2 separate regions of the Homo sapiens genome follow, and region 2 is linked to region 1. A link is a contact called in ENCODE Hi-C or POLR2A ChIA-PET data. All regions are on one chromosome and are shown on one strand. The core of a region is the stretch at or near the end of the contact, and the rest is flanking DNA. Distances in the headings are between cores, read along the strand shown.

Region 1 (4,041 bases), core at 966-3,465:
GAAAACATGAAGTTGGTGCTCCTTAACTCTTGTGTTTTGTGGTAGATTCGACATCCATGTTTTCAAAGAATGTGTATTAGTCCATTCTCATGCTGCTAATAAAGGCATACTTGAGACTGGGTAATTTATAAAGGAAAGAGACTTTATTGATTCACAGTTCTGTATGGCTGGGGAGGCCTCAGGAAGCTTACAATCATAGTGGAAGGGGAAGAAAACATATCCTTCTTCACATGGTGGCATCAAGGAGAAGGCTGAGCAAAAAGGGGAAAAGCCCCTTATAAAAACATCAGATCTTATGAGAACTCACTCACTATCAGGAGCACAGCATGAGGGTAATCACCCCCATGATTAAATTACCTTCCACCAGGTCCCTCCTATGACACATGGGGCTTATGGGAACTACAATTCAAGATGATTTGGGTTGGGGTATAGCCAAATCATATCATTCCACCCCTGGCCTCTCCCAAATCTCATGCTCTCACATTTCAAAACACAATCATGCCCTTCTAACAGTCCCCCAAAGTCTTCACTCATTCCAGCATTAACTCTAAAATCCAAGTCCAAAGTCTCATCTGAGACAAGGAAGGTCCCTTCCTATGAGTCAGTAAATTCAAGAGCAATTTAGTTACTTCCTAGATACAATGGGAGTACAGGCATTGAGTAAATACACCCCTTCCAAATGGGAGAAATTGACTAAAACAAAGGGGCTACTGGCCCCATGCAAGTTCTAAATTTAATAGGGCAGTCATTAAACCTTAAAGTTCCAAAATAGTCTCCTTCAACTCCATGTCTCATATCCAGGTCACGCTGCTGCAAGAGGTAGGATCCCATGGCCTTGGGCAGCTATGCTCCTGTGGCTTTGCAGGGTACATCTTTCTTCCTGGTTTCTTTCATGGGCTGGTGTTGAGTTTCTGGGCTTTTTCAAGTGCATGGTGCAAGCTGTCAGTGAATCTATCATCCTGGGGCCTGGAGGATGGTGGCTTTCTTCTCTTAACTCCACTAGCTGTACTCCAGTGGGGACTCTGTATGGGAGCCCCAACACCACATTTCCCTTCCACACTACCCTAGCAAAGATTCTACATGAGGGTTCCACCCCTGCAGCAAACTTTTGCCTGGACATCCAGCATTTCCATACATCCTCTGAAACCTAGGCGTAGGTTCCCAAACCTCAATTCTTGACTTTTGTGCACCTGCAGCCTCAACACCATGTGGAAGCTGCCAAGGTTTGGGGCTTGCACCCTCTGAAGCCACAGCCTGACCTGGTATCTTGGCCTGTTTTAGCAATGGCTGGAGGGGTAGGATGCAGGGCACCAAATCCCTAGGCTGCACACAGAAAGGGACCCTGGGCCCATCCCAGGAAATCATTTTTTCCTCTTAGGCCTCTGGGCCTGTGATGGGAGGGTCTCTCATGAAGATCTCTGACATACCCTAGAGGCATTTTTCCCCTTGTCTTGGCAATTAACATTTGAGTCCTCATTTCTTATGCAAATTTCTGCAACCAGCTTTAATTCCATGCCCCCCATTCCCACGAACATGGATTTTTCTCTCCTACCACATTCTCAAGCTGTGAATTTTCCAAACTCTTATGCTCTGTCACCTCTTGAATGATTTGCTCTTTAGAAATTTCTTCTTCCAGATAATCGTCTCTCAAGTTCAAAGTTCCATAGATCTCTAGGACAAGGGCAAAATGCAACTAATCTCTTTGCTAAACATAACAAGATTCACTTTTGCTCCAGCTCCCCAAAAGTTCCTCATCTCCATCTGAGACCACCTCAGCCTGGACTTTATTGTCCATAACATTATCAGCATTTTGGTTAAAGCCATTTAACAAGTCTTTAGGAAGTTCCAAACTTTTCCATATTTTCTTATCTTCTTCAAACTGTTCCAACTGTTCCAAACTGCCCTCCAAACTGTTCCAACCTCTGCCTGTATGCAGTTCCAAAGTCACTTCCACATTTTGTGTATCTTTACAGTAGCACCCCACTTCTGGTACCAATTTACTTTATTAGTCCATTCTCACACTGCTAATAAAGGCATACCTGAGACCAGGTAATATATAAAGGAGAAAGATTTAATGGACTCAGTTCTGCAGGGCTGGGGAGGCCTCAGGAAACTTACAAAAGGGGGAAAAGCCCCTTACAAAACCATCAGATCTCATGAGAACTCACTCACTATCATGAGAACAGCATGAGGGTGACTGCCCCCATGATTAAATTCAAGATGAGGTTTGGATGGGGACACAGCCAAACCATATCAGAATACTTCTATCACATCACTTCCTCTTTATGTTGTGGTTAACAATTTTGAGTTAAAACCAGACTGCTGCTTTGAGAAACAAACCCTGACTATAGAGAAGGCATTCTGTCCATGTCCTAAGGGAAATGTTTCGTTCAGTTTAAATACTCTCATTCTCAAAATGTGGTAAAAGTGCACCCGAGAGTCACTGGAGGGTAGATTATGAGAAAGACCCATTAATGCTGAACTTGAAGTACCACAAGTGCCGAAAGAGGGGAACGAGCACCTATCCTGGGTAGATGATGGTCAGATATATTTCCAAAGCCAGAGAATCTGGGTCAATTGAGAAAGAGGGAAAGTGACAGATATGCAAATTTGGATTGATATTATATTAATGAATTCTTGATTATCCACATGGTGACCTACAGTAATAATAAATGTACACACACTGTAAGTTACATAGGCACACTTTTAACCATCCCCACACTTACCAGGGAATGTTAGATAGGCAGGGTGAATGCAAGGTGAGTGAGATTTCTGATGGTGCAGAGGAAGAACGCCAAGGTTGCTAGATTTCTTGTTTTCTTTTCTACTGAGACTCCTCAGCAGGGTATATTTTGAGGTAGGTATGGCAGCACCGTGACTTCTGTGGCTTTCCCTATGAAGAAGTTGTAATGTGTAATATTTTCTTCTAAGAGGTGACACAATTATCAGTCTTCTAGCTATGGTTGGTTAAGTTCTGATACCTTCCTGTTGGGGAGAAACTGTCAGAAGTTGTGTTTTCATCTATGTTCTGAAAGTGCCTTATCCTTTCTAGTGTTGGAAAGATTGACGCAAAAATAAAGAACCCACAGGAAATTGACACCGAGATTTCTCAGGACTTTCTTGCTAACCTTGCTTCTTCACCTAATGCATTAGGAGACCAAAAAAAGTTACCTTGTCATTTTGGTTTTTGTTTTTATTTATTTTACTTTACTAATCTTTTGAAGAATCTTGTACTTCACGTCCCCACATTACTGTGGTTGAAGGGGAACCTTTCTATCTGAAACATTGCTCGTGTTCACTTGCACATGAGATTGAAACAACCACCAAAAGCTGGTACAAAAGCAGTGGATCACAGGAACATGTGGAGCTGAACCCAAGGAGTTCCTCGAGAATTGCTTTGCATGATTGTGTTTTGGAGTTTTGGCCAGTTGAGTTGAATGACACAGGATCTTACTTTTTCCAAATGAAGTGAGTAACCCTTTCTTTTCAAAATGTATTTCACAGCCCTCTTGTCCTTTGTTCAGCAACTCAAATATGCAGTAATCTGAAAGGTCAGATAATCACCACATCCTTTTCTTTCCTACTCTTCCTATGACATGAAATACATTCTTTGTTATGGAACAGAATAAGTTTATCTCTCTCTGCTTATTTTCTTAGTGACCTTAATGAAAGGAGATTACTTTGATAGGATTTCCTTTTAGGGGATCCTTACCAATGACAAGTGACGATTGCATGAAAGTCAGTTTTAAAATTCAGCTGCTCCTGTTGTCTACATGCCCCCAGTCAAATGAAATCAGCAGCTCGGACTTCACGATAATATTAATGTGTTGCGAATGGGGCAGTGTCAGCTTCCTGGGTGGCATCCCTGGTGGGGAGCAGGGATGGGGTTGATGCAGAAACACCCTAGTCCAGTCTGCAGGGGCTCACTGGGAGCCAGGTGGCAGTGCTAGTGGAGGAAGTGTGTGTCTGGCAGCCAATCGCAACCCACAGCTGGCGGCAGTGAGAGAGGGCAACACGGAAGGGCTTTGCATTTTACTCATG
Region 2 (4,041 bases), core at 507-3,006, 290 kb after region 1:
AGAGTTCTTTGTGAGAAGTAATACTGTCAGTATCCAATGTATATAACACAGGTGAAATGATAATACCTGCTAAGTGCCATTCTCTATCTGGGGATGCTTTAGTTATCATGTTAATGATTTTACGGAAAGTTTTTGTCACACGCTCACTGCTCACTTTCTGTTACTACTCAACCAGCACATTTCTGGCCCTCATCACCTTCTCATAAATGAGTGTTTATTCAGAAGGCACAAATTATTTGTAATCCTCTCTTAGATTACATATAATTAGAGTCAGGGGCTGTTATGATCTTAAGGTTAGCAGAATTTACTTCTACCCTGCCTTCTGAACACAGGCAAGGATTGAGAGAAGGGATGAGAAAGCCTCTCCTTTTACCCACATACCTCCAAAGAGCTCTGTGTCCACCAGTTAAAGACACTCAAGTGATGCTCAATTGATAAATCAGTTAGGGAGCACTGATGATGCTGTTTTCTGTTAGCCACAGCTCGGTAGTAGTAAAGGTGACAGTAATGATAGCCACTAACTTGTGAATGCTCACTTTGTGCTCAGGTCTCTATAACAAATTATGAAACAGGCATTCCTCCCATTATTCAGATAAGAAAAGCGAGGCAGAAAAAGACTGTGTTTAAAGGACTTAATTTTTAATTCCCTCTCCATTTGCTCTTATCATTAAAATGCCATTCCTGACTCATTTAAAAGTCTACATAGTAGGCCGGGTGCAGAGGCTCATGCCTATAATTCTGGGAGGCTCATGCCTTTGGGAGGCTGAGGCAGGTGGATCACTTGAAGGTCAGGAGCTCGAGACAAGCCTGACCGACATGGTGAAACCCTGTCTCTACTAAAAATACAAAAAAAAAAAAAAAAATTAGCTGGGCATGGTGGTGAGCGCCTGTTATCCCAGCTACTTGGGAGGCTGAAGTGAGAGGATCGCTTGGGCCAGTGAGGCGGAGGTTGCAATGAGCCAAGATCATACCACTGCATTCCAGCCTGAGCAACAGAGTGAGACTCCATCTCAATAATAATAATAATAATAAAATAAAAGTCTACATAGAAACCGATTTATTCTCTGTTAGCTTGTATTCTACTGCAAAAGCAAATCCTCAGAATGAATAAAATGTCATCTCTAAGGACATCCATTAACTTCATGTGAACATTATTGTATAGAAGATAATTTATTGATCACAATTTGTAGTATAGATATTTTAAGACAGCTAAGTTACCTCACTTAAGTAACAAAATCCGCTTCATATATTCCATTATTCATGAACTGAGTAGTCATTAACTTAGCAATATTAAATTTTAACTGGGAAACTGCCATAATAGTAGAGACATTTTATAACTCATTCTAATTTCCAGAGGCAGAAGGCATGAAGTTTTCCATTCTGACTTATGCTCGATACGTAAATTTTACCCTGTCGAGGGAGACTGAGGACCTTTGAATGGGAATTCCTGGAGTAAGTCTATTTAGTGCAAAGGGAACTTTACAAAGAAATAAAAGCTCCTGTTGCAGTCCTTCTAGGGCAGCTCAGTAGAGTCAAATTCATTTCAGAATGACACACCAGGCCTCCACACTGCTTTCCCACCTCTGATCAAATTTTTATTCAGACATCTCCGTGGTCCATTCTTTGAGTTTGTCCCAAATCAGATCTCAGGATAGGGTCTGGCTAAGTCACTGTTTAGAGTATGCAAAGGTAGCAGGCCATCCAGACACACACCCTGTGCTTCCTCTCAGGAGGCACAGAGGCACAACTGTGGTTTTATGGAAAGAAAGGGAGGGCTGACCCAGGGAAGGCAGGCGGCCAAAGTGAGAGCTTGTCACTCTACTCAGAAGAAGGGCACAGACAGAGCAAGGCCCTGGCTGGTGCTTTGAGGTGGAAGCTCTTATCAAGGAATGGCCAGAGCCTGTCAGTCAGAACCACTGTCGTGGTTTCATATCTAAGAGCCTCCCTTGGTAACTTACTTGCCCTGGCTGAGAGTCCATGGACTCTCAAAGCCAGACCCACAAGATATCAGGGCATGCCCACAGGTTTGCCAAAGAATAAACTACTAGACGTTTCTCTCGCTGAATTGTCTGAGTACTGTACTGAATTGAGCGTGTGTTAAGAATAATTAGAACAATGGTGTCAAAAATTCTAATTTTATCTCCTAGTCAGGTACCTTCAAAGAATAGAGGTGGAGATGTTTTGTGGAAGATTCTTTGATTCATTCATTCAGGCTTATCTGTAGGAGAGGTTAAAGGAACTCATGGACTTTGGAAAGGTATTAAAAATATGGGCCATGATGCATACAGCAAAAACTGTGAGTCACTAGGAGTTGCAAATAGAAGAATAGGGGTTAGTTTAAGGAACTCACGGACTTTGGAAAGGTATTAAAAATACGGACCATGATGCATACGGCAAAAACGATGAGTCACTAGGAGTTGCAGATAGAAGAATAGAGGTTAATCGGAGAAAATTCATTGTCACAGTATATAATCTCGAGGATGGGTAACATGGTAGGTTAGTGCCATTAACTCCTTTCCCAAATTATGATAAATTCAACATTGAGCTAGAAAAGCTGAAGCGAAGAAAACTTAGCATGAAAATGTCTCAAAGCAAAAGAAATGCAGATCAAACACTTCATGCTATTGTACAGGGCTGTAGTAGATTAGAAGTAACTAGAGACATGACAATTGAAAAAAATAAACGTGTGATTTTTAAATAGGATTGTGGTGTTTTCCGTTAGAATAAATGTTGCATGAAAACTTTCCAAAATTTCCCTATTAGGCAAAGATTTTTCAGATGATTTCTAGAACATGTTAATGCAGCCACTGAATATTCTAATAAATTTTCCGAGAAGACTTAAAGAGTTTCCTCCATCTGCTCATAACCGGGCTTGGTTAAGGAGAGCTGGCTCTGTAGAGAGAAGCCAGTAATGGACCCCAGAGGCCCAGTCACTGTGTGCTGTGGAGTGGAAAGTAACTTTAGGAAGATGGAGGGTAAGCAGTGACCACTTGGATCTTAATTTTGATTTTGCAAACAGCAGAATAGTTCTAAAATTTCATATGCAAAATGATTATCCTGTATGTTTCATACAGGAAGAAATTACCTGAACATTTTTTTTTCTGAGACAGAGCCATTCTGATAGACGACTGTATTTGTATAATTTGCACCCTTGCTTTATATGATTTCACAGAATTAGTGTGCTTTTAAAATCAAAGTTCAAAGTTCCTAACTCCTAATGTTAATATATATATGTTTGCAATTTAAAAATATCATTAAGCAGTATAGCTTTGATTATTTGAAAGATTTCAAAGCTGTCAAATTAGCCCATGACAGAATTTAGTACATAGGTATCACTGACATTTTAATCTAAGGATAAAGTGTCAAGGGGAGACCAACTTTGCACCGACTCACTAGAGTCATTTGTAGCCCACATACATAATATATACACATAACACATATACCTATGTAAATTAAAATTCTAAAACACTTCTCGGCATAGATTCCCTCATAATACAATTAAAGGATTTAACTGGAATGAACTAAGTATGTGGTTTCGGCCAGTTGTAACCAGAAGAATTTTATCTCGTGCTGATCACTAACTAGGTATCAGGTTCATTGTAAAACAGGTGGGAGGTTGTGGAAAGCTTTCTGGTTGTTAAGGTAACGCTCCTACCTGAGATATTAGCTCTGACACTGCCGTGGCATCTCAGGCAGGAGAAGGATCAAAATGGAGCTTTGGCTCAATGTGCTGAGAGTACAGTGCCTGTGACCCATCTTAACTCTTTGCAGAGTCTAAGGGGGGATTTAAGACTGGCTGTACCTTTGATAGATTTGATGCATTAAGTTGCCAGGAAAATAGTTTTGTAAGGATTAGGAATGTGCGACCCAGCTGCAGATGCCCGTTAATCTGTGGAAGGAGTACCTGGGCTTCCCTCAGAGAACTCTTCAGTGCACTGGATGGACTAGGGTGTAGAGATGAGAGGGAGGAAAAGAAGAAGGAGACTCAGCTCTGTGCTAAAGGAATTTCTAGTTTTGTTGGGGACATGGGGCACTCACTCA

Evidence for each region. A loop is a pair of places that touch in the nucleus more often than their neighbours do. ChIA-PET counts read pairs that join two places held with the same protein, here RNA polymerase II (POLR2A). Pooled maps may share reads with other maps.
Region 2: a pooled map shows a loop between it and region 1 (5-fold over the local background). The contact joins two enhancer-like sites. A Hi-C loop is called at or near these places in 1 of 37 single-sample maps with no recorded cell type and 5 of 50 pooled maps. POLR2A ChIA-PET finds 5 or more read pairs at or near these places in 1 of 52 experiments (AG04450).

Annotation. Positions count from the first base shown.
Region 1 is chr2:102,364,601-102,368,641 of GRCh38, forward strand. IL18R1 (interleukin 18 receptor 1) reads left to right here. Exons shown (of 11, transcript NM_003855.5): 3 at 3,225-3,468. Among named protein-coding and RNA genes, the nearest start is that of IL18R1, 11 kb to the left of the region's middle. RefSeq lists an enhancer at 3,145-3,194. Within about 2 kb of position 2,216, at least 4 of the 41 ENCODE cell types and tissues checked have a DNase peak (open chromatin) inside an H3K27ac peak, as active enhancers do.
Region 2 is chr2:102,658,429-102,662,469 of GRCh38, forward strand. The region is part of intron 2 of SLC9A2 (solute carrier family 9 member A2); the gene reads left to right. Among named protein-coding and RNA genes, the nearest start is that of SLC9A2, 41 kb to the left of the region's middle. Within about 2 kb of position 1,757, at least 3 of the 41 ENCODE cell types and tissues checked have a DNase peak (open chromatin) inside an H3K27ac peak, as active enhancers do.